Regions from separate parts of the Mus musculus genome. Here all the other regions are linked to region 6. A link is a loop called in an ENCODE intact Hi-C map of the cell type or tissue named here. Cell type or tissue: heart. All regions are shown on one strand. Region 1 overlaps 9530026P05Rik (RIKEN cDNA 9530026P05 gene). Region 2 overlaps Gm46968 (a long non-coding RNA gene). Region 3 has its middle 41 kb from the start of Gm46968. Region 4 holds the start of Gm15737 (predicted gene 15737). Region 5 overlaps Gm38863 (a long non-coding RNA gene). Region 6 holds the start of 9530026P05Rik (RIKEN cDNA 9530026P05 gene). Region 7 holds the start of Gm46968 (a long non-coding RNA gene).

Region 1 (4,000 bases), 140 kb after region 6:
ACTGTAGGCAGAGGAAGGAATGACTGGGAAAGATAATGTGCTGAGAAGAGGAAAGGGGGTATGTGACATGAATCCTAGCATGGCTGTGACATTCACCCACCCCATCCCCCAAAAAGAAAGGCAATGTTGAAGCAAAATCTGAGGGAGGAAAGATATGTGACCACCCGGACAAGGCAATTCCCGGCACAGGGAATCTCAAAGGCAAAAACCCAAGTAGAGATTGACTTTGGTGTTTTAGGAACAGGGAGAATGCCAGAGCGTGACAGAGAATGCAAGGCAGGAGTAGAAAATGTGAGCAGTGACACACGGGGTAGCAGACCATCTCGGGTCTTATTGGCTCAGCAGGGTCTTCTGAGAAGGCAGCTCAAGTGATCTGCATCAGTGGAGTAGCAACCGAGGGCATGATGTGTGGTTAGAGCCTGGGTCTATTTGCAGGTAAAGCTATTAGCAATTGACTGTGAGTAAGATGTGTTGTTTAAAGAGTGGAGTCACAGAATGCTCTGCAGTTGGAATAAGAGGAGTCATTGAGTTCAGTAATTGAGACTGGAACACTGGGGAGTGGGCAGGCTTCGACAGGCACTTGGGAAGCAGGCCAGCCTGGGGCTTGGAAATGATGATTTGGGGACAATCTACTTACTAGGCATTCACATTTCTTTTGGATATACTCAGTTAGAAGCCAATCAACAAATGTAGCTGATACGTTGTTAGATATAGCTGGGGAAAAAAATAAAGATGGCTGCATTCTTAGAAGAACCAAAAAGAAAAAAAAAAAAACCTGAAAATTTCCATTTCAGAATGTTTTTTATGTCATTCTGGTACAGTTCCAGAACTGAACGCCCCATGCCAGGTGCGGCCTTATTAAAGTTTCAGAAGAAAAGACTATCTGTTCTGAGACACAATGCCTGGGCTTGTGGAACTAAAAATAGCTCAGTTCTCATTCCCCAGGGTACTCGAACTTCTAATTGCTGTCCACTGTGTGTCCATGTAGATATGAGAAGTTTTTAGGGCTCATCTGTCTGAGTTCTCTCTACTCACAGGTTTATTTTCATTTTTCTTAGTTCCTATTCTCTTCCTTTAGGATATAACTTTCTTTATTTCGTTCTTCTCTCTCAGTGATGCTGTTGTATCTGGCAGCCTTTATACAACATTATCCTTACGAATAAAAGGAACCTTTCCCAATTTAGTATCATCTGCAGATGTCATTAACGTGACATCCGTAACTTTATCTAGACATTGAAAAAAGGACATCGAATAATATGTGTATCATCTTACAATTCAAGCAAGGGAAAGGTCATTTTTTTAAGGCCAAAAAAAAAAAAAGAAAAAAAACCAAAACAAAACAATTCCTATTGTTTTATATGGTTTATCTGCTCAGCTGCAAAGGACCAAAGATAGGCTGGGTTTTTGACTGTTTTGTTTGTTTATGGTGATGCCAATTCATTTGTGTGTTAGAGGGGATGATACTCCCTTGTACCACATAATTTTGAAACAACAGGCAGGAAATGTAGATTTCATAACCTGAAATCTGCTATCTTCCACAAATGCCAATGAGCAACAGTAACGGGAGAAGAAAAATCCACCAATGTGTTTTGACACAGTCACCATGCCGGCTTCTTCTTCCTGAGCCAAGCTGGGGAATTCCGACTCCTCTGTGGCCATAAAGACACAGGATTGTCAAACCACCTGCTGTGCTTGTACAGGACACTGGCTTCATTGATCATCTGAACGCTTATCTCCATGTCAGGGATGGTGCAAGCATGCTATCTCGACTTGGCAGTCTTTATGGTGTAAACACTGTTATGAAGTCATGGGATGGGACTTAGGAATAAATCACCCAGCTCAGCAGCAGGCTGAAGACTGAGAAGGAATTCATGTTCTGCAGCTCTGTGAACCATGGAGCAGTCAATGCATGTTATCCTAGCTCTGCATGGGGCAGCTTGATTTTCCTCTTCTTGGTGCTGAGGGAAATGTCTTTGGTGGTTTGGGAAATGGCCATTGACTTTCTCACCTGGGTAATTTCCCATCTTAAGAAAGTTTTGACTTTCTTAATGTATGAGGTTTTTGTCTAGGTGGGAGGGGGAGGGAATCAGACATTACCTTGGGTTTACTCAATCCCTAGATGAAGAACTAACTACCTAGGTGTGTACATATTGTCCTAATAACCTGGGTGATTAATTCAGGGTGGTCCAAGTCAGTTTGAGATCAGCCTGGGCAACATCAACATAAAATCATTACCTAGTGTAAAGACACAAGAATTCTGCTGTGTAATAGTGTGGAGAGAGCAGTAAGCACTCAGGCAAGACTAGAACTGGCCCCGGGAAGAGATGACTAGGCCTGAGACCACGGTATGCAGCTCTGCTATATTCATCTGCTGTTTTCTCTGCTTATTTCACATAATGAGGAGAGATGCCCACCCACATCTCCCAAGGCCACATGTGGGGATTCCATTCACATGGAATGACTAAGTTAACACTGTTCTTTATCTAGGAAACAGTGGCCTGGCTCACTTCAGACACTCTTCCCTGTTCCAATTGGTTGTGAAATCCACATGCATAACTTCTGTTAGTCTTTTGCTATGGATTGGGTAAAGACTAGCAAATATTTCATTGTAGGCTGGCCACATAAACCAAGAAGTGTCATATACTCTAATTGGACGAGAAATCCAAGAACAAACATGTTCACTTAAGAGTGACAAGACACTAGAAGGGAGAATGCCAATTGTATTATTCCTATGCAGTTAGTCTCTCAACCATCTTTATCCCACACACATAACAAATTGTCCATGGGGGAAGCTTAGCAGATGGTTTGGACACCATCAGCAGGTTTATCATCAGTTTTCAATGCCTTGCAAACACCAGGCGTGGCTCTGGCTGCCACATGCATTTCTTTAACCACACTGTATCTCCCTGCAGTTGTGTCATACACTGAAGGAGAACATAGAGTTCTGAGTCCTCAATAGACACATGTCAAGTACTACCTTGGAAACTGGGAAGAAACAACTTTGGACTTGACTTTGGTTTTAGGACCTTATCGTGTGGGCAGGTAAGTACAAAATAATTCTATTCAGTTAGCTACAGGAATGCTTTCTAAGGATTTTCAGTAGCCAGATACTCTTCTGGGTACCTGGAGTTAGAAATGTTTTCTTGGAAGTATCTGAAAACTGAGATGTGCTAGCTCATGGGCTTGAAGAAGTGAGGTACCACTGGCCAGTGCAAGAGATTTGGTCTTTTTCAAATCTTTTCACTTCAATTCTCTCTGCATCTGTTTCACTTTTGTAAAACTTTAGCTAGGTAGTGGCTCCAGAGTTTATATTGTACAGCCTACAGCATGTGAAAAAGCAAACTTTCATGCCCCAACTATTTATTTTCTTACTTACTTACTGACTGACTGACTTATTTTTCACTTTACATCCCAATATCAGCCTCTGCCCACTCCCTCCTTCCATATCCTCCTCCTCCTTTGAGAAGGGGTTGTTCCCCTGTGTATCCCCCCACTGTCACATCAAGTCACTGTAGGACTAGGTACATCCTTGTTTATTGCTGAGGCCAGACAAGCTGGATCCACAGGCAGACAGCAAATTCAGGAACGGCTACCACTCCATTTGTTGAGTGTCCCCCATGAAGACCAAACTGCATCTCTAGGGGGACAGGAGTTATGTCCAGCCCATGCTCACTCTTTGGCTAGTGGTTCAGTCTCTGGGAGCCCCCAAGGTTCTAGGTTAGTTGACTCTACCCTAACGACTACTATTGTACATCCTATTGCACATCCATCAGAAGTCCACAGATACTGCTTAGTGTTAACTGGATCACCAGCCTATCACTGAGCCTGCAATGAAGTTCACATTGGCCAGGCCTCTATCACATGACCAATCATGGAGTTGGAATAGACATAGCTCTAAGATAACCACAGTAATGGAGTATGGAGAGGCAGCCTTCCCCAAAGAAATTCTAGATACTGACACCCAAATATGGAAGACTTGCTACTGGGAAGGCATTGGAGC
Region 2 (4,000 bases), 370 kb after region 6:
CATGGACACAGAGAGTTATAAATAAATATGAATAAATACTCATATAAATGAACAAAAGCTGTGGGCTGTTAGGTTAAAAAGCCTCCTCACTTAAAATCCCAAGAAAAGCGTGAATGATCGTAACATGGTCACAAGTCTTAAAACACCAGCAGTCACCCTACTGCCTGAAAAAGGAAAAAGCCACTGTGGCACCTCAGCTACCTGCGGCTACCAATTCATGTCCTAAGCCTGAGACACAGCTTGAGGTCTTCTTGTGACTTCTTATGTCCTGAATCAGTTCTTTTATGGCTCAGAGCTTAAGTTCTTGCTCTTGTGTCCCAAGTATTCCCCTGTCTCTCTATTTTAGTAGTTACTAACACCTGGATGTGCCTTCAAAAAAGGTAACAGCAGCCTGCCACTATGGAGAAGACGAAAGTAAATAACCCATTGAGCCCAAATCTAATCATCCCTCCACAAAACTCAGAGAATATGAAAGCACTCCCCATTCTGTTCCCTGGGCATTATGGGAACAGGTGAGACTTTGATTGCTTCAGCAGCCCATATGTTTGAAGGTCAAACAGCACCTGGGTAGTCCTTTGAAATAAAGTAATTGAGCCGATTTCAAGGCAGTCTTGCTGAAAGACTTTCTGGATCCCCCTGGTAAGGTAAGCCCCGGTTTGGAAAGCTCTGGATCCCCCCAACTTCACCTTTACAAAACAGTGATGAATATTTGATGATATTTTTAAAAAATTATAACATGTAGCAAACTAAGAAAAAAGGATTGCTTTGAAACTGCTATGAAAAGGATCTTTGGCTCCAGGTGTTCACAGTGGTAAAGAAATCAGGCAGAGAAAAAAAAAATTAAAAAATCATTCGCAGCTCCTATGCATGTATGGGAGTCGGGGAGGTGATAGGTTAGCAATGTGAGACTAGTTCCTAGCTGACCTTACACTTTTGTCCTCTTGTGAGCTGGTTTGCATGAAAACTCTACTCATAGGAAAACACAGAATCAGCTCACTCAGAGGTTAATTTTGTTTAAACGGAAAGACAAACCTCACCGGTTTGGTTTCTATCACATACCACCACATACCCTAGTTGGTTGGCTTGGTATGAGCTGAACCCTGCTGGCTTTTAATCTGATTGCCAGTGTGAGCTTTGGGATGGTAAAATACCATCCGCTCTACTTTGAGCTTTCTGTTTCTCAGACATAGCATTCATACTTCTCTGTGTTATTTGCCAGCATACAAGTGCTGCCCCAAGGGACCTGTAAGTATCTTGTTCTCCACTTGATTGTCAACTCCAAGAGGACCCATGCTTGAATGCTCCAGGGTTTGTATGCTCAGAGCGTAGCACAGTATGACCAGGTGTCCCTAATTACTGAATAAATGAGTGAGTGGCAGCAGTAAAGAATGACAAGACTGAAACTAATTTTCTGAAGTAGGTGCATTAGAAATTTTTAATGGGTAAATTACATAAATATTTTCGCCTTATACTTTTAAAATGCATACTCTTGTCCACAAGTTGCATTGGTTCCAACTCAACCTTTCTGATTATGTGAATTTATGCAAAGTAGAATAATTAGGGATAATAACCATGGAATCTTAATAAAGATGAAAATCAGGGATCATGTTTATAAAGGACACATGTGCCTGGCTCTGTGCTAGGCTTAGCCCATGAATCACCTGAAAAATCATCTCAACTAGTCTAATACTGGGAACTGACTACAAGGACTCAGATATTAGTTTCCCCTCATAGTATCTGCATACTGGTGGGTTCATTCATCCAGCATATATATGTCTATGTGCTGCCTAGCAGCAGATGCTGAAGAAATGACAAGACACCATAGAAGTATCTAATCTGATATGGTTTGGATATATAATCAATTTAAGTGGAGGAGTAATTGATTTGGGCTCATGGTTTCAGAGGGTTTAGTCCCTTGTGGGGTTTATAATAGAAGCTAACTGCGCAGATCTGCTCATGTCACAGCAGCCAGGAAGCAGAGGAAAGATACACAGGTAGCATATGGGAAGGTATACCCCCATGTACAGTCCCTTAAGTTGCCTACTTTCTCCAATTAGAACTAACCTATATTTCACCACCTCCTAATAACACCATCATGTTATGAATTCATCAGTCAGCCCACACATCAAGTCAAAGACCTAATAGAAACACACACACACATACACCTACACTCATGTACACTTTGCTAATCTCCTATGTGACTCTCAATCCACTCATAATAAGAATAATAAAGCATAAGAGGAGAAAGTGGGGAAAAGCCTGGAAGATATGGGCACAGGGGAAAAAATTCCTGAGCAGAACAGCAATGGCTTGTGATGTAAGATCGAGAATCGACAAATGGAACCTCATAAAATTGCAAAGCTTCTGTAAGGCAAAGGACACTGTCAATAAGACAAAAAGGCCACCAACAGATTGGGGAAAGATCTTTATCAATCCTAAATCCGACAGGAAACTAATATCCAATATATACAAAGAACTCAAGAAGCTGAACTCCAGAAAACCAAATAACCCTATTAAAAATGGGGTACAGAGCTAAAGAAAGAATTCTCAACTGAGGAATACCAAATGGCTGAGAAGCATCTGAAAAAAATGCTCAACATCCTTAATCATCATGGAAATGCAAATCAAAACAACCCTGAGAGTCCACCTCACACCAGTCAGAATGGCTGAAATCAAAAATTCAGGTGACAACAAGTGCTGGTGAGGATGTGGAGAAAGAGGAACACTCCTTCATTGCTGGTGGGACTGCAAGCTGGTACAACCACTCTGGAAGGCAGTTTGGCACCTCAGAAAATTGGACATAGTACTACCGGAAGATCCAGCAATACCACTCCTGGGCTTATATCCAGAAGATGTTCCAACTGCTAATAAAGACACATGCTCCACTATGTTCATAGCAGCCTTATTTATAATAGCCAGAAGCTGGAAAGAACCCAGATGTCCCTCAACAGAGGAATGGATATAGAAAATGTGGTACATTTACACAATGGAGTACTACTCAGCTATTAAAAACAATGAATTTATGAAATTCTTAGGCAGACAGATGGAACTAAAAAATATCATCCTGAGTGAGGTAACCCAATCACAAAAGAACACATATGATATACACTCACTGATAAGTGGATATTAGCCCAGAAGCTCAGAATACCCAAGATACAATTTTCAAAACACATGAAACTCAAAAAGAAGGAAGACCAAAGTGTGTATACATCGTTCCTTCTTAGAATAGGGAACAAAATACCCATGGAAGGAGTTACAGAGGCAAAGTTCAGAGCTGAGACAGAAGGAAGGACCATTTAGAGACTGCCCCACCTGGGGATCCATCCCCAACAAACCCAGATACTATTGCATATGCCAACAGAATTTTGCTGACAGGACCCTGATATAAAATTTTTCATTTCAAAAAATACTGCTGGGTGATACTGATGGAATCCACAGCTACTCTTTTAAGAACCACTGTGTAAAGTAATTGAAGAATTATAAGGATGAGGGTGATATGACCAGTTTCTATTATCATAGAAGATAGTGCCTTGCAGAGTGAAGAGAAAACTGTGGGGAGGTGAGCATGGATGCAGTAGACAGTCAGAGGTGACCTTCATTCTTCAGGAAAGATCAGATGGTGACTGGGACTATGGTGATAGCAATAAAGGTAGGGATGAATTCCAGAGAGACTTAGAGGATCAATTCTATAAGAGCTGGTCATGAATATGGGGTTAAGGGGATGGGAGTTACCTGGCTTCTTCTTAAGCAAGTAAAGAAATTAATGTTGCTATTCACCAAGAGAACCTGAAAGAGGGTCAGACCTGAAGGAGCTCACACTTGGATCATCTCAGCATCAGGTACATGAAAAGCATTCAAAAGATGGTATAAGGGTAATTGCTCTGTGGCCAGGAATTAGGAGGCAAGATCAAGGCAAGATAAAAGTCAAGTAAGATTATAAGTGATAGGAAGCCATAGAAGATAGTTGAGATCACCAGGGAGACAGCTTAGAATAAGAGGA
Region 3 (4,000 bases), 330 kb after region 6:
CATCAAACTGGCTGAATTCCCTGCCCCTGTAAAATGACCTTACAGAACTCTGGGGCAGTCTGGAGTTGCAGCTGTTAGCATTCGGCCAGGGAATAAAATGTTCCTTCCTGTTCTGTATATTTTCTTTACCAGATGAAAGAAAATAAATGGGTTCAAAGAAATGCACAGAAATCTGTAAAAAAAAAAAAAACCTTAAACGTGGCATCTCCACGACTTTGCAAAATAAAGACTGGAGATGTATTTATGTGCACTTTCACATGCTGATTGATATGGACCTGGGAGTCTATGGTACTGAGCTGATTTTCTGTATGCAAAATGAAGAATAACTGTTCTGTCTAAGGGACGCTCCTGTTGATTAAACTGTAGTGAGGACTAAGCTGATTAAAGGCACAGGGTAAAGCACTGCTGAGCCTCTCTCACTCTTGTCCCAGGTATCCTTCTATAGCACAGAAACGGAAACTTCAGCCAGAAGAGAGGAATTCAGTGACTCCATGCCAACAGAAACAGAGCTCTGCATTTGTTTCCTGAGCCTACTTGCACTTGGAAGGTTTCTTTCCTCACAAGAAACATGTGTTACAGGATATAAAAGTGGCTTTCCGTTTGGGGTTAGAACCCGAAACAGAAAGACAACAGAGAAAAATTTCAGCTCAGCCTTTCTAGATTGGAAATGATGCATGAATGTTGTTGTTTCTCCAAGACTTCAGCACAGGTATAACATGGTGCTAATTTAATCACCCGGTGAATCACCTTTTCTCTGTGAGATGTTAACACTGATGTAAGATGTTTCCATGTGAGGAACGGGAAAGACTTGAGACACAAAAAAGCTTCAAGGATTGGTAAATAGAATAATGTGGTCTGTACCCCACTAATTTTTCTTGCCATCCATGAGAGGCCCGATGGGCTGCAGCAATGCATCATTTAGATCGCCCCTTCAGCTGGTTCATGGAAAACTAACAAAAATTGATGTTGTTATCTGGGGTTTTCGTGTGTGATTTGTCTAACTCTTTACATTCATTATGGGTTTTGCCCTTCTTTAATAAAATGGCCTGATATTGCCTTCAGATGTTGCAGAAAACTTTTTGGCTGGCTGGAAAAAAATATTAGAAATAAATAAGTTCACTGGAAGGACATTCACACTGTCCATTTGAATGAGCGTCCTGTGGCAGGCAGGCTGAGGTGTGTAGGCTTTCTCTCCCCAAGCTGGACAGCACTAATGACTTTCTAAAAAGTACGTCCTAACTTGTATCCACAAAGGTTATATGCGAGGCTCCTCTTCCAAAGCCCGGGAATAAGGACAGGAGCGGGCAACTAGATCCCACCCCTTATCGGAATTTAGCCTCTAGCAGGAAGACAGACATCAAGTTAGAAATCAGCAAGGAGGTTTGAGGAGCATATGGAGAGAATTGGCCATGCTAACCTAGGCGTTTAGAAGCTCCCGTCCATGAAGAAGCAGAGACTGCTAAAAGAAGCTCAAGACACTCCCAAGCCAAGAAGAGGCACGCTCTATAGATCACCAGAAATGGCAGACAGAGAAAGGCAGTTTCACTCTGTTGTTCAGACTTCAGCCTCTGTGCATGTGGCCTTGGTTTCTAGGCCTGCTCTCTGCACATTTAAAACTGTCTTCATTTCCCCTGTGATGCTTTTGGGAAAACAATATAAAAATTAGAACTACTCTTCGTTGACATGGTGTGCCAAATCCACCAGACCTTTACGCAACCTTAACTTCTGTCCGTACTTGAAGACAAAGGGTTCGGATCACTTACTCGGGTGATCAGTGAGCTAACATTGGATTCAGAACAAGATAGGAGATGCTCAAATGGCAGATTCCCAGTGCTTCACGAAGGTTTCTCCCATCACGATCTAGAAAATATTTCGTCACGATGACCAGTAGAGGGATATTTCAATTAAAAACACGGCCCAAAAGTAGTGAAACAATTATGAATTAATTAATAATTGGCCCAGGCCCTTCCAGCTGTTTTAAGTTGGACTCTCAGAGGATATTGAGCTGGGAACTTGAATTTTAACAAGCAATCCAAGTGCATCCCATGTATGAGACTTTCTAAACTTCAGCTAACTTCCAGGCACTGGTGAGAAAAAATGGAGCGGACAGAAACGAAGCCTGCTGCTCATGCAGTCTCAGCGTCTCAGCCACACTCTCAGGCTGTTCATCTCGCCTTCGGATGAAACACTACATGGCAAAGTGCTCATGATTTCCAAACTGCAGATCATTTAGCCTCCCACTCAGGCAAACGCTCTAGGCAGGGCTCAGGAGAGTTGCTGGCTCAAGCTTCAGCCAAGCTGTGAAAAGTGAGGCTTTTCCAGAGGAAGTAAGATAAGGCAGAACTTAGAAAAACAAACATCCTGAGGCCGGTGTGCCAAGGGCCACTGGCAAAATCTATAGTCCAACGCTAAGTGAGTTAAACAAACACATTACCGGGCCATCCAGGAAACTTGAAGCAGATGCTGGAAGTAGGGTGTGTGTTTTCAACCTGGGGAGAAATATCCTGAGGAGTGATGGTACAGAACGAGGCACAGAGCGTGCAGAGTCATGACAAAGTGAATCGCCAGCAGGCAGTGTACCTGTGGTGGGCAGGCAGTGTTCCAGTCCTGTGGTTCAAAGCCAATTTAGGCCAGGAAGGCGAATTGTATCCTACTATTGGAGCTGTTAGGGTCTGGGCCAAGGCAGCCCTAACAAGCTAGGCTCAGGCTAACACTTGGAAGCTTTGGAATGCTAAATTGGTGGGGTACTGCCTGCCCACCCATTACTTCATGTGAAATAACTGTTCTGATTCAAAATAGGGATGAGAGCAGTCATACCAATGTCTGGTAATAAATAAATAAATAAATAAAATGATGTATTGGCGCTCTACACAACTTTACCTGGTGAAATAGTGTCCAGTAGTGTGCTTAGCAATTCCTCAGCACGGAAGACACAGTGGCCCAGCAGTTTGCTGGTTTTTGAATAATAACAGCATAGATTCCCGTTCACTATTTTGGTTTCCAGAAGACGCTAAGACTGAGCATGGTGGCACATACCTATAATTCAGCAATTGGACGTAGGAACATCATGAATTCCAGGCCAACCTGGCCTACGGAGTGAGATCTTATCTCACTAGGGAAATACCGAGGGAGGTCGAAATGAATGGATGGATGGATGGATGCGTACTTTAGGCCTTTCCCCCTGGGAGCTCAGTTTTTGGTAATATTCTAGCATTGCTGGACCTGGCTTTACAGCAGTTGGGGCAGGTATCTCCCAGTCGTCCGTGCGGGCTCGCGTGAGAGTCGGAGGCATTCTCTGACATGGTCTCCCCTGGAGCTCTCTCTTTCTCCCACTCATTCCCTTTCACATGATGACATTTAATTAGCCATCTTTTTTTGCTTGCTTTTAATTAAGGAAACACTGTTTGCACTCTTCTTAGAATCATTCACTGAATGCCATCTAGACTCTTGACATTTATTTAGGAAATAGCATTTTTTGTAGAGTTTTTATAGCATGAATATTAGATGATGAGGATAATTCAAAACCCTCCACAGAAACAGGCTCCTACTCCCCTTCTGCATTTTTTAGAACAGTAAGGTCAGCCTTGAAATCTCAGCTGCACTTTGGATTTATAGTAGCAGCAACAATTTGGAAAATTTTGGTGTATTTTAAGCTAGCCACCCAAACTTTGGCTATGTCTTGCGAAATGTTATAGAGCTTCTCAACAAAAATAGCTGCAGGGGAGGGACTGGGGATGTAGCTCCATGTAGAACACTAGTTTAGCATAGGCCAGGTCCTGGATTTGATTCCTAGTGCCACCAAAAATAACTGTCCTTAGGAAGCAATTGCCTTTACTACCAGTGCTTTTTAAACATTATAGTTATCAAGGAATACCCAATTATTCTCTTAAGTAAGAAATTAAGATCTAGTTGCGGGTTCATGAAGGGTATTCTCTATGGGCTTGCGAATGGGAGAAGAAAAATGAGGGGAAAGGAGGTGGATAAAGGAAGGCAAAAGGCA
Region 4 (4,000 bases), 72 kb before region 6:
GACAGAGTTCCATGTAGCTCAGGCTGCCCTCACACTGTCTATGTCATCAGGGTTGACTCTGAACTTGTGATCCTCCTGCCTCCATCTCCTGATTACTGAAGTGATAGGGATATGCCAGCATTCCTAGTGTATGTGCCATGGCCAGTCCTAGGAATGAACTCAGGACTTGGCCCATGCTAGAAGAGCACTCTGCCTACAGAGCCACAGAGAGGCCCCATTCTAAGCTTTTTAAATGGACAGGAAGTTTGACTAGACATTTCTTCAAAGAAAACATTCAAATGGTGACAAACACATGGCCAATTGGTTGACATCTTTTTCTATTAGGGAAATAGGAGCAGAAACCATAGTGAGACAATACTTTACCCTCAGTAGGAGGGCTACAATTTCAAACGGAAAATAGTTACTGTTGACAATGATAGGAAAGAAATTGTATATTGCTTATATATTGCTAGAAGGATGGAACATGGGACAGCCTCCAGGGAAAGCCACTTGGAAGTTAAAAATCTAAACACAGAGTTACTATAGGAGCCAGCAATTATATCCCTGGGTAACAGATTCCAAATAAGTGTCATTGAGCACTAAGATAAATGATTGTTCATTTACGCCAAGAAAATTCATAGTTGTCAAAGTGTGGGGAGAACCCAAATATCTACTTTAGGCACTCATCCACACAGTGGGGTAGGATTCAGAAGTTGACAGCAAGCAGTATCAGACATGCTCCTCTGCAGATGAGTGAAGCTTTGTGTAGCGTGAATGAAGCCAGCCACAGAGGATGTGTGTTACACGCAACTGCCCATGCTTATGAAAAGTCCAGCTTATGCAAATCCACAGACCCCAAATACAAACTGGGAGGTTGCCAGAGGCTAACAAAGAGGGGGATGGCAAATAATTGCTGAATGCATATAGGGTTTCTTTTGGGGTGCTGGAAATGGTTTGAAAGTAGATGGAGGTCATAAAACATGAATACAGTGAATAATACCTATTTGTTTAAGATAGTCAATTTTATGTCCTGTGTTTCTATTCAATCAAAAATACAGGCAGAATACAATTCCAATGCAAAGCTTAAAAATGTTTTTGGTTTTTTGGGGTTTTTTTTTTCTGTGCTCTGTCAGCAGTATGTTTGATTTTTTTTCCTCTTTGCTAACACATATTTTGTAAATTCTTTCTAATACCTTAGATATGAGTGTTTGCCTAAGGTGCATGATCAGTTAGAGAAAGGCCAGATTCCTTGTAAGAGAGATGGGCAAGAGATGGATGAGAAATTGGTCTGAGTTGTAGTAGATATGCAGTCACTTCCTGAGAGTGAGCCCAAGGTATGTGAACAGCCTCTCATTACTCAGGCAATGCTATAGCTATTTGGACCAATAAGAAACACTGTTTGAAAGGATAAAGGGACTTTCTTTCTTTAGACATGATTTGCCACTGGACTGGAGTATCTCTGGAGCAGAAGATTCTAGCAGAAAAGTGTCAGTATGGGGGTCTGAAAATGGCTCAGTGGGTAAAGGTGCTTGCTTCCAAAATAAAGACTCAACTTGAGTCCTTAGGACCCAGATGGTGGAGGGAGGAACCAGCTCTGTAAGCTGTCTTTTAGCCTCCACATGTACCCGACAGACAGCTCTCTAGCTCTCTCTCTCTCTCTCTCTCTCTCTCTCTCTCTCTCCTCTCTAACACTCCCCCCATACACTAAGTGTTAAAAAAATGTAAGACAAATTTTAAAGACAGTATCAGTAAGGATGAGGAAGGCCGAGACATAGTTACAAAGCTGCCTGTGTATTGCATGCAAGTTTAGAAATGGAGACAGAGGCTAAGGAACAGGAGTGGCCATGGCTGGTCAGGGTGGGGGGGGGGGGGTGGGGGGGGCAGAGGGAGTCATTCTTCAACAGATTGCATAAGTGACAGCAGACAGCTGTTCCACTTCTACTGGGAACTCGGAGTGCTGCTTAAATAGTACACAGCACTCTCCTGCTTCTATATTAGGAAAGACTAGATTCCAAGAGCAAACTGGGCCCAGGGGACGTGCACTCTCTCTTTTTGAAATGGTAGATGTGGAACCCATTACACACAAGAAGACTAGGAAAAGATTCTCAACCCGATGATTAGGATGCTGGACCCCTTTGATCTGACTACATTTGAAGAATCTCACTTATTTATGAGAGGTGAGTCTTGGATTCCTCCCGAAATATCCCTCCCAAAGCACAGCCCAGACATTCTGGTCCAATTCCACTGGCAGGCAGAATCACATACCCACAGAGGCTCACCCCGGGGAGAATTACATCTGCCAGATGCCACGTCTGTTGTGAATTTGTTTAAATACTTGTGTGCAGTTTAAAACAGGGTGAAAACCTGCACATGGAGTTGTAACTGGAGTAATCAGCTCCAGCAGGGCAAGGTAACTCTGGAAGGGATGCAGGACAGCAAGCCACTGAGTCCCATGTGCTGGATCTGGAGCTGCTCAAGCACAGTGCAGGCCAAGTCACAACATCACGGGCGGCAGCGGCGGCGGTGGCAGCTGCAGCAGTAAAACCCCACCACTGGAATGCCCCTCTCCAGATAAGGGGGGAAAGAATGCAGTTAAGAATCTTATCATTCAAAATACCTGTCCCCAGGGACCCGCCTGCCAAGCTGCACACTCTGGCTGCTGACACGTCTGCATGGGCTCCGGCTTGGCCTCAGGGTCACACATTCTATCGCTTAATCGATCTTCGCCAAACTGACACCAGACCTGGCGGTGCTTATGCCCTTTCCCACAGGTGACCAAGCACTGGAATGAAAAGCAGAGGCCATCAGGGTTGCTTGTGATCAATGTGCTGGAGCCCGTGGGGGCTGTTCTCGAATGAGAGCAGGTGGCCTCTTCCCACCTCTGGCCCCTCCCCACTACTGAACAGCAATGAGCAAACACCCACTGCTCTCCGCTTCCTTTCATCCTGTTCTCGTTCTCCTTTCCCTCTTTCTTTTTATCCTGGCACAGCCTCCTGAAGCCCAGGCTGGCCTCCAGTTCCCCATGAGGTTGAGGGTCACTGAAGATTCTGATCCTCTCGCCTCTACTTCCCACCTCCTGTCATTGTAGTGGTGCCCACTAAGTCTGGGCTACACGCTGTTGGGGTTCCAACCTAGGGCTTTGTGCGTGTGAGGTAAATGCTCCTCCAACTGAGCCACATCCTCAACCCCCTTTCTGGGTTCTTACTCGTTTTCATTATGAAATTCTCATGAGTATTTATCACTATGCTTCTCATCCATATTTGCTCCCACTAGCTGCTCCTGCCCCATTCCTTCCACTCTTTCCCCCATCTCCTTCTTTTCTTTTTCCAGAATCTTTTTTCTTATTCCCTTTGTATTATGGCCAGATTCAAACACAGAAAAGCAGAGTACCATGCTCTGAGAAACAAACAGAAGTCAGGATTTTCCATTACAGAGGTTCAGTGTGAAGAATTAAAAGTCCGACCAACTTGACACCTCTATAACCAAGTCACAGTGTCTCTGTGCCTCAATATTCACATCTATAAAATGGGGGTAACAATAATTCTGACTCAGAGAAACTAAAGTGTCTAGCACGTACAGTATTCATGTATGACATTCTCAAAAAGAAAAGTATGTCAAATATAATTATCATTATTATTTGGGCTCACTTTGGAAAAATTAAAAAATGCCTAAAAAGTACAAAAGACAAAGTAAAATAATTGAATGTTTTCTTCAATTCTTTACTCTTTCCATTCCAGTCTTTTTATCCAAGGTTACTAAGTGTTAACGAAGTGTTGGAACAGTTAGGCTGTATGTTCAGTATTTATTCAAACACACGTTTAGTCAGGGTTTGCTATAAAAGTTTCCTCTCCTTTACTTTTTATTTTTTTAGAAGAGGGTCTCATGAGTCTCAGGCTAAGCCTTAAGTTCACTATAGTACACACAGCCAAGGGTGGTCTTGAATTCCTGATCTCCCAAGAGTAGGAATAAAGATATATACCACCACACCTGGCTTCATGAACAACTGGACACTAAAGTATTA
Region 5 (4,000 bases), 290 kb after region 6:
CTCCCCCTCCCTCTCCCTCTCTCTCTCTCTCCCTTTCTCCCTCTCCCTCTCCCTCTCCCTCTCTCCCCCTCCCTCTCCCTCTCCCTCTCCCTCTCCCTTTCTCCCTCTCTCCCTCTCCCCCTCCCTCTCCCTCTCTCCCCTCCCTCTCCCTCTCCCTCTCCCTCTCCCTCTCCCTCTCCCTCTCCCTCTCCCTCTCCCTCTCCCTCTCCCTCTCCCTCCCTCCCTCTCTCTCTCTCTCTCTCTCTCCCACACACACACATCTCTATTGTTGATTCTCCGCTATTCTTGTCTCTCTCTGCCTGCCTGTTCCCCTTCCTCTATATTCTTGTCTTAATTTGGATTTAAGTTTACCCGAAGGTATAATGTGAGCCTCATTAGAAGGTGGCCACCTTAGGACCTGTTACTACAGCTGGGAGACATAATAATGAGACCTTACTGTGCTCCAGTGTCTGCCAGTATGTACTATCCTCATTAGGAGAAGTGCACCGGAAAGTATCTGATGAGATGACCCGGGTTCCCAGTCCTTTGGAACCTTTCTTGGTAAGATTCTACACTTATCATACTTAGATATCTGCCAGCATAGTGTCTGTGTCCTAGCAAATGGGGCTCTGTAGGGAAGGGACTATGAGTACCCTCTTAAAAGCTGTCCACTTGGTCCAGTGCCCAGTGCCAGGCTTTAGATAAGGCCTACAAATGGGAAGGTAAACTGCAGGAAGGTTAAAGTAATGATGCTATAGCAATAACTTAAATGCCATCTGTGACAGTCAATAATGCCAATTTGACAGGATCTGGAATCAGAGGAGATCGACTTCTGGGCATGCCTATTAGGAAGCTTCTAGATTAGGTTAGAGTGTGGGGAGACCCAACCATATGAAAAGGGAACATGAGTGCGAAGCAGCATCCATTACTCTCTTCTTCCTGGCTGAGGATGCCTCAGGCTCCTGCCACGATACCTTCCACACCACGTGATCTTGCTGCATCCTCAAACTGTAAGCCAAAATAATGCCATCCTCCCTTTAAGCTGTTTCTCGGGTATCTTATCACACCAACTAGAAAAATAATGCACCATCCTCATGACGGTTACTTGTGGTTTGAAAGGAGATTCCTGTAAGGGCCACATTGAAACGTCATCAGTATTTCCACGGAAGGGACAGCCTACTTTGGAGTCAGGAGTGATGAGAAGAATTCATCTGTCCAGTATTTCTCAAGTGACATCTAGGCAGAGCTCTTGGCAGGAATACAGCCCCATTGCCACAATCAAGAGTGTCTAGTCTTGACCTCAAGAACAAGGACTGTGGGAAAGGTGAAAGGAACAGCAATCAGGGAGGGGCTTTCTGGGAATCTCCAGTTATTCCATCCCAAATGTGACCCGGGCAAAGAGCAGACACCAGCGCTTATAAAGTGAGGCTTTTAGGAGGCAATAAAAATATGAACCAAATGGTAATTCTGCTCAGTTTTTCTTTAATCTTAGACGTAAATGAGAGAGGGACATAGCGAAGGCCTGTCCTGTCTGTAGTGTGTGTACTACCTCTTGCCTGTTCACATTCCATTCCAGCGGTGAGGAAAAACAAAGGGGAATCCTGGAGACATTTGTCAATAGATTGTGTAGAAGATTTCCAAGCTATATGTGTTCCACCACCCCCTTTAGAGGTATTTGTTATAAATTAAACAGAATCAATGCACATGCACAATTCTGTCTTTGGGGAAAATGCCTGTAGCTAATTCTTTCCCAGAGTACTTATGGGATAAATGAGGCTCTGCCAAACGCTGCACTTGCCAAGCATCCTCTTGACATGCCAATCTTAACAGCCTGTGATTGGAGAAGCAACAGTGCTGGACACTGGGCCATTCCTGGTAGGAAGGAGGTAACCGCGGCCTGTGCTCACAGCCAACAGCGGCTGTTTGAATAGGCACTTCCTCTCTGAGGGGAGTTGGTTCGTAATTTTCCTTTTGCCGCTACTGGAAGTCCTTGAATGGCAATATCACAGCTTGTACCCATTCAGAACAGGAAAGTTTGAAATCTGCACACGATCTCAACACGAGCGGAAGACAAGTACAGTCCTGTATGTCAGCTTCTATATAAGAACCAGGAAAACATTTCTATGATGTAGCTCATGATGTAATCATTGTACTAGAGATTGGTCTTTAGCCAGGGAGCCTTTCCCTTGTTATTTTTGAGCTTCACTGACATTTTCAAGGCAAGGACCCCAAGGGAAAGCAAGACTTTAAGTCCCTGTAGAGACATGCTGTTTTAACTTCATTTAAACCCTAAGAAATGGCTTTGTAGAAAGTATGACAGCTTCCTGCAAGGAAGCCTGATGTAGGGGTGCAATCCTGACTGCTTGGGAGATCTTGGTCCCCTGTGAGGGACTGATCAATTTCACAGGAAGGCTCCTTTAGCAACTGAGAATAGACAGGCACAAATTCTGATAGGGTCTCAGATCATAGGCCCAAGTTCTCTTCAATTGATCCTCAGGACCAGTTCTGTTGTTGAATTTCCCTTAGCTTGGATTGTTCCTTCTGAACTTTTCATTAGCTTTTTTTTTTTTTTTAAATCTGTAAAAGTAAATGGCTAAAGGGGGAGTAGGGAGACAGCAGAATGTGAGCTCCTATTTTGTTTGTTATGATTAGGTCAAGTGCTCTCTAATTTCTGGATTCTTTCCCTCAGTCTAGGTGTTGGTTAAACAGATAAGGTTTGTAGGAATGTATTGAGCTGCAACTAATGTTTGCATGTCCCTAGGTAATCCAGTGGCAGTCTGGAGAAGCGTTCAGTGGCAACGGTCTCACTCTCACATAAACAAACGTTTTGAAGTATAAAGAGAATGAAAGCAATGACCAAAATAGAGCAGAGGATGGATATTGTAATGACAGAGAGCAAGATGAAAGAGTAGATCAGGAGGAAGAGAAAGAGCCTCAGAAATCTATATTTCACTGAGAAAGCAATTGTATGTATGTGTGTAATATTATGTCAATTAGTAAGAATGGATAATAATGATACTCATTAAGGGTAATAAGTAATTAAACTGATTAATTATTGTACAAAATGGGACACAGGAAGCTTTGTTCATTGTACCCAAGGGATCTACAAGCCTATAATATACCAGACATAAAGGTTCTCATATAGGTCAACCTGGGTACAGTGGGCAAATAAAGTATCATCCCTCCCACTACACCTCCCTACACACATACACCAACACACACAAACATACACCAACACACACACACACACATACACCAACACACATACACACACATACATCAACATACACACACATACACCAACACACACACATACACACACATACATCAATACACACACACATACACCAACACACACACACATACACCAACACACACATACACCAACATACACACATACACACTCCCACACACCTTCATACACACACATATATACCCACCCATACATACACACATACACTCACTCACGCATACATACACATGTACACACCCTCCCACACATACACACACACACACACACACACACACACACACACACACACACACGTCCTCCAAACTGCAGATTAGAAAACAAACTTTTATAAAAATCTATTTTTCTTTTTCACTAAGTAGTAAAGCTCATACCCGTAAGACATCACAGTTAATGATTCTTGAAAGCAAATCTGGAATTAAATTTGACAATTACAGACTAAATTAGACAATTACACTAAAACATTAGGGAAGTTGTGAAATGCTTTCTTTAAAGCTATAGGATTCAGTTCTCAGCAAAGGGAGCCAAACATTCCCTTATTAATTTAGTGTTTTGGAAAGGAGACAAATTGTTGGGTAGGTAAGACAAAAGACTGGAAATCTACAGGCATTTCAGTTTCCAGTCCAAGACAGCTGTTGGGTGATATCACCCAGTGTGCAAATAGCTGTGCATGGAGGGAATTAGCAGATGAAAAGGTAGAACACTTGATACGGGTGTGTAAACGTGCTTTCTCTGTCTCTTTGCATTCTCCTTATAGATCGGCACACCTAA
Region 6 (4,000 bases):
ATATATATATATATATATATATATATATATATATATGTATGTATCACTGGAAATTAAGAGAGTTTAGAGAAAGTATAAAGCCAACTACTTGAAATACAGAATTTCAGAAGAGAGAACTAAGATGAAATTGGGCATAGGCTATGTGTGAGAGGATGTAATGTTAGGCTCTGATTATCAGCTGTGTGTTTGATATTGTTCACTAGGATATAAGGAGGTGTGGAAGCTACGTGAACAAAGGGTGGCAATGAGACTTTGAAGCCTGCTTATTGACCTGATACTGGTGTGTGGCAGGGGTTGAGAAAGAAAACATAAACTGGGAGAGAAGCAGGTAGATGGAGGTCTTTCTCATACCGTTGTCCTAAAGAAAGGAAGGAGAAGGAGAAGAAGGAGAACGAGAACAAGAACAAGAACAAGAACAAGAAGAACAAAAAACAAACAAACAAAAAACAAAAACCCAAAACAAAACTGAGGCACAGGCATTCCCTCAGCAGAGGCGAGCAATGTGTGAGATGGGATTCAGAAAACTGCAAATGGGAGGGGTGGGTTGGCGGTGTGGGTGTGGGGCATACAGAGTCGGATCACTCTGTTGAGGGCAGATTTCCTGGAGGCCTTCCTGGGCAAAGTGAGGAACATCATTATACAGAGAGGCTACAGAAATGATAAAGAGGAGTCTTGGGAGGAAATAATTCCAGGAGACAAAGAAGGCAGGAAGCTCTGAGCTAGATTAGTGGCTAAAGACATAAAAACCTGGTTCGCTTATTTAAAAAATATATATAGCCCCTTCCTTAGCGACCCCCCCCCCCTCAGAGACATGCTGCAAGTTACATGCCGTGTTATTGGGGATAGTATACTCCAGAGAGTCTTTTCAGGAGCCCCGGTTTTCCGTTCTCAAGAAGACCACGTGCACTGTGTTACCATGTAAAACCACCAATGGAAATTAAGGACCTACGCAGAAAAATATTTATACAACTGCTGGGGCTACTCAGATTCCACCGGTGTGTAGGCGGGGAAAGAGGAGGAGTAAAGACTGTTTACCAACGAAATACACAAGCAGCCGTATCTAAGATCCAGGACTTGGGGGTCCCTAACTTTAAATAGTGGGGTGCACTGATTGTTTGGGATCCGCCTCAAGACTTCAGCCTAGGTCTACCTAGGTGATACCTCTCAAAGACTGGAGCCATTCTTGTGTCCAGGCCCAGGTTTGAGGCCGCGATGACTCAACGCAGCATCCCCTCCCCTTGCTAAACCGCGGTCTCCGCCTACCCCCAATCAATCTCAAGGAAGCTCTTTGGGAGCCAGGATTCCCAGCACTTAGCTGGTGGGCAAAGGGGTTCAACCCCTTCCCCACACCCCACCTTCCCTCCTCCCAGTCTTCGGGATTGCGGAGCTCCTGCCGGGATCCAAGAGCAGGCTCTTGGAGGTCGAAGAAGGATATAACCTCCAGACCTGGAATTTAAGACGCAAGAACCAGCCAGCAAAAGTGGCAGCCGAGCATGCGAGTGAGTACCCAAGCCCCCATTTAGAAAGAGGAGGAGGAGGGTGTGTGTGTCAAGGGGAGAGGGTAAATGCGCCAGGGGCACAGACTTTTAATAGCCAATTGTGCGTAAGGCGCGGTGCAGTGAGCTGGGAGAGCCAGCCGCGGGAAAGTTTCTGCGTCATACGCGCGTGGTAGAAACGCACGTCGCTTGGGAAAGTGAAGGACCACCCTAGTTGGGTCCAGAATTGTACATGACTCTCGACTGTCGTAGGAGCTGGGGACCGATACCTTATTAGCCCCAATGGAGGGTAATGGAGGGTAATGAAGGGGTCAGGAAGAAGAGGTGGAGGTACCAACTTGGATCTCGTACTAAATGCCTACTTGACAGCACTGGGTGGTATCCGTCCTCCCAACCTTCTTAGAGAAACATGAGCTATACATTTCTATTCCTATATTTTGAAACAGCCACAGGTTCTAGAATAGGGTTCTTTTTAAGGCTACCTCTCCAGGCTCTCTCCCATTACTCTAGCGCCTCCAGTCACCACGCCAGCAGGGTGCAGAGTCGGACTGCAGTGCACCACCCCTCCCCCGCCGCCACCTTCCAACCCTAAACACCGCCTTAGAGACAGGCTCCGCCTTCACTCTCGGCTCTCAGAGTATTTGGCCCACCCTTCCTTTCCCCGGACAGGATCCGCTTCCCTGTCAATCTGGTTCAGTTTCAAAATTCCTTGCACGTGATAAAAGGCTCCGAGAGGAAAGAACGCGGGGACACTGTAGTATAGCCGCGTCCACAACATGAGATATCCCAGCACTCCAGTAGGGGTGTCCAGGGATTGTCAGTTTACAACCCTGACTCAGGACGCGCCAATGAGGAGTTGAGTCCGCCCTGCGCTCAGCTGCACAGCCCCAGAGCGGCCAAGTTTGCTACAAGAAACCACAACCCAGCAACTTTCTCTGAGTTTGTAAACCGACATGCAACCTACTCTGCAGAGTTGGGCTGCTTACAGCAAACCCAATCCATCCGATCTAAGACAGCTCCAAATGATACACGACCCTCTGGGGGACAGATGTGTACACTCTTCTCTTCTCGAGTGTAAGAGCACACACTATGCTGGTGGACCCCCAATTCCCGAGAACTAAGCCAGGGTTGATATTTAACGCCAGAGCATAGACTCGGTAGGTTCAGACTAGGGTGCAATTAAGTCTTAAAAAAGCAGACGAGGAGGCGGGGAGGAGGGAAGGGGCACGCGCCCACTTACCATTCCGGAGCACAGGCTGATGACCGCAGTGTGCTCGGACTTGGTATTGACATGGCCTTTGTAGAAACAGTGCCTAAGTTCCATTTCCTCCTCGGAATACAGCTTGGTCTGGTTTACCCCTGGCTCTCCAAGGAGGGTGACAGTGAACAGTGGAGCGATAAATCCGGTATGGGCGGTGAGATTAAATAGAAACTGCTGGCCGAAGGCTGAGAGGCGGTAGTGCTCCTGGGAAGAGGTAGAGGAAGACGAAGAGGAGGCGAAGGCAGGCCAGGGGTCAGAGGCAGAGTTAATGCTTCGCCGCCTTCTTTTGAAGTGCACGTTCGTGGGAAAGGGTTCCCCGAGGGGGTTCACTCGGATGGGAGACGCGATCTCATATTCGCTCAGACTCTCTAATAATTTCACTGCAGGGAGAAACAGAGGCAAGTGAGCTAATCAGTCATTTCCCCCGAAAGCTTTAATTTAAAAAGAAGATGGGGGGCTTTGTCCTAATTTATTTCGCAGCCACTTCGAGTCAATTCCTTCACGCTCCACCACTGGATAAATATTTGTTGAGCGCCTACTGTAATAGTAACAGCCGAGAACTAGGTGAGGGGCCGAGACTACAGCATTTGAAGTCAGACAATGAACAAATATAAAAACATAAAATAATTACAGATTCTGATAAATATCCTAAATAAAATAAAATGTGTGCTATCTGGTGATCCAAGCTATTAATTAGGACTGGTTTGGGTCAAGGGATAAGGAGGGTAAAAAAAGTCAGGTAAAAAGGACTGGGGGTGGGGGTGGCCCTAAAATTCTTGCAGTGCTTCCTTCCCTAATAGTTGACTAAGGATGACCCAGAGAAGGGAGAGGTTCCGAAAGGAGAGGTAATTCTTTCTAGGAAAAGGAGAGAGGCCTCTACTGCGGGGTGCCCGCCCCAGAGCGTGTTCAAGAAGGTGGCGATGGAGTGTGTGGGGGCGTGGGGGGGGGGCTTCAGGGTTCAGAGCCATGTTACCTTGCCTCGGGTGCAGCCTGTCCTTGCGCACGGCCGCCGCGGAGTCAGGGCTCCTCATCTCAACCAGGTCCGGCACCAGGAGCGTTAGCAGTGTGGCCCAGGATACTAACTGCATGGTGCTCCTCACCCCTCCCCCCGCTTCTCCCACCCCCTCCCTCCTGCCGGCTTTGGTGGCTGGCGGCGACGCGAGGCAGCAGCCTTGGAGAGCGCGCGGAACCCCGGCGCCCTGCCGCCAACTTTTTGACTTTAGGAGTCGCTGAGGTCCTGCAG
Region 7 (4,000 bases), 370 kb after region 6:
TCCATTCCTCTGTTGAAGGACATCTGGGTTCTTACCAGCTTCTGGCTATTATATATAAGGCTGCTATGAACATAGTGGAGCATGTGTCCTTGTTATATGTTGGAGAATCTTTTGGTTATATGCCCAGCAGTGGTATAGCTGTGTCCTCAGATAGTACTATGTCCAATTTTCTGAGAAACTCCCAGACTGATTTCCAGAGTGGTGTACCAGCTTGCAATCCCACCAACAATGGAGGAGTGTTCCTCTTTTTTCACATCCTCACCAGCATTTGTTGTCACCTGAGTTTTTGGTCTTAGCCATTCTGACTGGTGTGAGCTGGAATCTCAGGGTTGTTTTGATTTGCATTTCTCTAATGACTAAGGATGCTGAACATTTCTTCAAGTACTTCTCAGCCCTTCAAGTTTCTTCAGTTGTGAATTCTCTGTTTAGCTCTGTTCCCCATTTTTTATTAGGGTTTGACTCTGGAGTCTAACTTCTTCAGTTCTTTGTACATATTGAATATTGTACATCTATTGGATGTAGGATTGGTAAAGATCTTTTCCCAATGAAAGCAGTGCTAAGAGGAAAACTCATAGCTCTGAGTGCCTCCAAAAAGAAACTGGAAAGAGCATACACTAGCAGCTTGACAGCATACCTGCTCTAGAGCAAAAGAAACAAATATACCCAAGAGGAGTAAACAGCAGGAAATAATCTAACTCAGGTCTGAAATCAACCTAGTAGAAACAAAAAGAACTGTACAAAGAATCAACCAAACCAGGAGCTGGTTCTTTGAGAAAATCAACAAAATAGATAAACCCTTAGCCAGACTAACCAGAGGGCACAGAGACAGTATCCAAATTAACAAAATTAGTAATGAAAAGACAGATATAACAACAGAAACTGAGGAAATTCAAAAAATCACCAAATTCCACTACAAAAGCCTATACTCAACATAACTGGAAAATCTGGATAAAATGGACAGTTTTCTAGACAGACACCAAATACCAAAGTTAAATCAGGATCAGATAAGCCATCCGAACAGTCCCATAACCCCTAATATTTGCCTTTATGAGAGTGACCTTGCTCATGGTGTCTATTTACAGCAATGGAAACCCCAACTAAGACAAGCATGCATTGTGCCTTGTTTGTTTGGTCAACATCATATTCTTACCACACACACACACACAAAGTTCACTGAATTTGCTTCTTGTAACTTCATTCTATCACACTTTTACTGCAGTTGAAAGAAAAGCAGGTAACAATACAAGTTAGAAAATAAGAGTGCGATGCAAAGAGAGATGTAGATAGCTTTGTTTAGGATCACATTTGTAGACAAACCATGCTAAATGGGAGAAAAGCCTGGTTTACTGGTTCCCTCATGGAAATCACAGAACAATGAACATGTATTGTGCCAACAGATAATATCCAAGTACTTAGCAAAAGACTAAGAGCTAAGATCAAAACCAATTGATTTCAAACTGCCATCCTGCTGAGTTTAGCCTTGACTCGTAGCTTAAAATAGGAAAGAGCAGGCACGTTGACAATCTAGAGGAGAGCGTACTATCCATCCATAGACTCTCTGCAGCTTGGTGTGCATTGTAAACTAGATGATAACCTCACACGCTTTCTGCACAGTATTCGTCCGGCTCCTGTCAGTAGGTTAACAGCAACAGAAGCATCCCTGAGAAAGGTATGGATGCTCAATGTGCACCTGTTTGTTTCTAAATCCTGCCACAAACCTCGTAGGAAGGAATCTTATCATATCCTGCTGAAGCTAGAGTAGACAGAGAAATACGTCCCAATCATGTTTCATAAGTGGGAGAACCAGAGCTCTAGCAAACACTCAGCCTTCAACTTTTGGCTTTCAAGTGGAAAGGAAAAAAAAAAAAACCCATATTCTGAAGTTTAAAAATACTACATCCTTATTTATCCAAGCCTACTGACTCTTTGAAGGTCATGATAATCTCAATAAATCAAGAGTGAAACTACCTTTCTCTCACCAGCATCTTTTGTTTGTCTTGATTCCGGCTGTTCTGCAAAGCAGTATAGATAGCGAGGCAATTGTCTTTCTCCAAAAGCAATCTTCACCTCCACCTCTCCAAGTATAGGGGATCCCACATAATTGACCCTCTAGAACTTTCAGTAAATTAATCACTCTGAATTCTGAAGCTCAGCAAAAAGGCACTTGGTCTGACCCAAGAAAAACAGCTATCTTTGGCAGCAAGAGAATGCTTTCCCTCCCTGACAGACACGCCTCTAAGAAGAGCGACACGGAAACAGCAGGGCTGTTATTAACTCTGAGGTCAGCTAACACTGGTGGCATGGAGACCTGAGGAAAAAGGACATGCCTTCCTTAGAAGATGTTTCCTAGCCTCCTGCTTATTGTTTTACTGAGCCCATTGTGTTTGCAAGGACACTTTTATGTACCTAAGGAACTCTGGCTCTTTCGTAGCTCCTAAGGAATGTTCATTGTGACACACACATAACCTTGATTAGCCAAGCACTGGATTCCGGCATCATTTACTGGATGGGGGCCTTCTTTTTGCAGCCATGGGGATTGAACTCACAGCTTTGTGCAGGCTAAGCAAACACCACATTACTGAGCTATATCCTTAACAGGGGTTTCCTTCTAAATATGTTTGATCAGACCATTTTATGCTAAGGGTATATATACACTTTGTGGTTCTAAAGGCAGTAGGCTACAAAGGTTCTAGCCATTCGTTGTGATTTGTTGCATCTTAATTAATTAAGTGTGTGTGTTTTTCCGCAGCTGCATGTGTACATGTGTATACATACATGTAGAGGTTAAAGGTCATCTTCTGAAGTCATTCTTCATGTAGCTTTTCTTTTTGAGACAGTCTCTCATTGGCTGGAACTCACCAAGTAGGCTTGACCAGCAGGCCAGTGTGCTCCAGGCATCCTCTTCTTTGTCACCTCCTTTCTGGGATTAAGATTTAACCTGACTTTATAGATGGTTCTGAAGGCTGAGTTTAGGTTGTACTAGAAAGACAAGTACTTGACCAGTTGAGCCGTCTTCGCAGCTGGATCTTTAAACCATAACAATGCTTAGTTTAAAATTATGTACATGCAACAAAATCTAAAATAAATTTAGATATAGTTAAGGCTGGCGAAATGACTTAGCAGGTAAGAGTGCTATTTACTGAGTCTGACTGGCTGAGTGGAAAGAGAGGACCTGAGCTGTACTCTGACCTCCACATATGCACATGGAAGGTGGATGCTACCCTCCCCTGCCTCGATTACATTTGCCCACTCATGTGCTCATGTATGGCAATATTTTTTATAAAATTCTATACATGTATTGGAGCATTTATTAAATGGCAGCCTCTACTCTAAAGGTCATATGTCTTATTACCATTATTATTCCCACAGGTTTATTCATATGAAGCTATTATTATCAGTTTACTGATTTAGAACATGGTTATATAACTTTCTGAAAATAGTTGCACATTTTATTTTCAGACTAGCTCCTGTACAGCCCAGACTAGTCTCAAACTCATCTTGTAGCCAAGGATGGCTCCTAACAATGCTTCTTCTGTTTCTCTCTCCTGGGCACTGGGGTTACGGGCATGCGCCACATGCACCAGGCTTAGTGGGTCGATTTTTAAAGGAAAGGTGATGGAGATCAGAATGTTAGTTATCGGTAAAATGTCTGAAAATGCCAAGTCACTATTGCTCATCTGCAGCAGCTTCCCTGGAGTTAGGAGTAAGCAAAGCCTGTGTTTTCCAATCCAAACATGTTAAACTGCAAGGCTCAAGTTCCCAAACAACCATAAAGTCAAAATATTGCTCTGGTGACAGCTACAGCCAACATCTTACCCATGCCAAACCCAAGACAAAATGGGTTAGTACATTTGATGTGCTCAGCCATAGCCACCATCTCAGATTGCTTTTGGCTCTACATTCCTGAGGGTAATATAGTATGGAGAGTATTTTCTAGGTGAAAATTGCTGAATGTTGTTTCAGACCCATCCAAAATACATCAGCACCGGGAATAAATTTT

What was found. Peaks named below come from ENCODE experiments on the same cell type or tissue, not always from the same donor. Only the 100,000 strongest peaks of a DNase experiment are listed, where the experiment ranks them.
Region 1: a loop joins it to region 6, with 4 times the contacts of the local background. A loop is called at or near these places in 6 of 42 quality-filtered maps.
Region 2: it touches region 6 in a loop (2.2-fold over the local background); 3 of 42 quality-filtered maps call a loop at or near these places.
Region 3: it touches region 6 in a loop (2.6-fold over the local background); 3 of 42 quality-filtered maps call a loop at or near these places.
Region 4: it touches region 6 in a loop (4-fold over the local background); 6 of 42 quality-filtered maps call a loop at or near these places.
Region 5: a loop joins it to region 6, with 5 times the contacts of the local background. A loop is called at or near these places in 3 of 42 quality-filtered maps.
Region 7: a loop joins it to region 6, with 2.1 times the contacts of the local background. A loop is called at or near these places in 4 of 42 quality-filtered maps.

What each region holds. Positions count from the first base shown.
Region 1 is chr6:93,074,328-93,078,327 of GRCm38, forward strand. The region is part of intron 1 of 9530026P05Rik (RIKEN cDNA 9530026P05 gene); the gene reads left to right. Among named protein-coding and RNA genes, the nearest start is that of Gm38863, 120 kb to the right of the region's middle. In heart, no CTCF peak of the experiment used is centred here; a DNase peak (open chromatin) is centred at 1,724.
Region 2 is chr6:93,305,888-93,309,887 of GRCm38, forward strand. All of the region lies in intron 1 of Gm46968 (a long non-coding RNA gene), which reads right to left. Among named protein-coding and RNA genes, the nearest start is that of Gm46968, 6.8 kb to the right of the region's middle. In heart, no CTCF peak of the experiment used is centred here; no DNase peak of the experiment used is centred here.
Region 3 is chr6:93,271,920-93,275,919 of GRCm38, forward strand. No RefSeq gene overlaps it. Among named protein-coding and RNA genes, the nearest start is that of Gm46968, 41 kb to the right of the region's middle. In heart, no CTCF peak of the experiment used is centred here; a DNase peak (open chromatin) is centred at 2,412; H3K27ac peaks cover 1,665 bases.
Region 4 is chr6:92,867,339-92,871,338 of GRCm38, forward strand. It overlaps Adamts9 (a disintegrin-like and metallopeptidase (reprolysin type) with thrombospondin type 1 motif, 9), which reads right to left. Exons shown (of 40, transcript NM_175314.4): 22 at 2,597-2,761. It overlaps Gm15737 (predicted gene 15737), which reads left to right and starts at 2,019. Exons shown (of 2, transcript NR_169058.1): 1 at 2,019-2,156. In heart, no CTCF peak of the experiment used is centred here; DNase peaks (open chromatin) are centred at 1,983, 2,533 and 2,703; H3K4me3 peaks cover 848 bases; H3K27ac peaks cover 2,162 bases.
Region 5 is chr6:93,230,918-93,234,917 of GRCm38, forward strand. The region is part of intron 3 of Gm38863 (a long non-coding RNA gene); the gene reads left to right. Among named protein-coding and RNA genes, the nearest start is that of Gm38863, 39 kb to the left of the region's middle. In heart, no CTCF peak of the experiment used is centred here; a DNase peak (open chromatin) is centred at 1,914.
Region 6 is chr6:92,939,311-92,943,310 of GRCm38, forward strand. Adamts9 (a disintegrin-like and metallopeptidase (reprolysin type) with thrombospondin type 1 motif, 9) reads right to left here. Exons shown (of 40, transcript NM_175314.4): 1 at 3,731-4,000; 2 at 2,737-3,137. The coding sequence starts at 3,845. 9530026P05Rik (RIKEN cDNA 9530026P05 gene) reads left to right here and starts at 1,272. Exons shown (of 3, transcript NR_015530.2): 1 at 1,272-1,499. In heart, CTCF peaks have their summits at 2,025 and 2,224; DNase peaks (open chromatin) are centred at 1,131, 1,651, 2,141 and 2,921; H3K4me3 peaks cover 3,606 bases; H3K27ac peaks cover 3,760 bases.
Region 7 is chr6:93,312,514-93,316,513 of GRCm38, forward strand. It overlaps Gm46968 (a long non-coding RNA gene), which reads right to left and starts at 2,221. Exons shown (of 3, transcript XR_001785331.2): 1 at 1,969-2,221. In heart, no CTCF peak of the experiment used is centred here; a DNase peak (open chromatin) is centred at 2,358.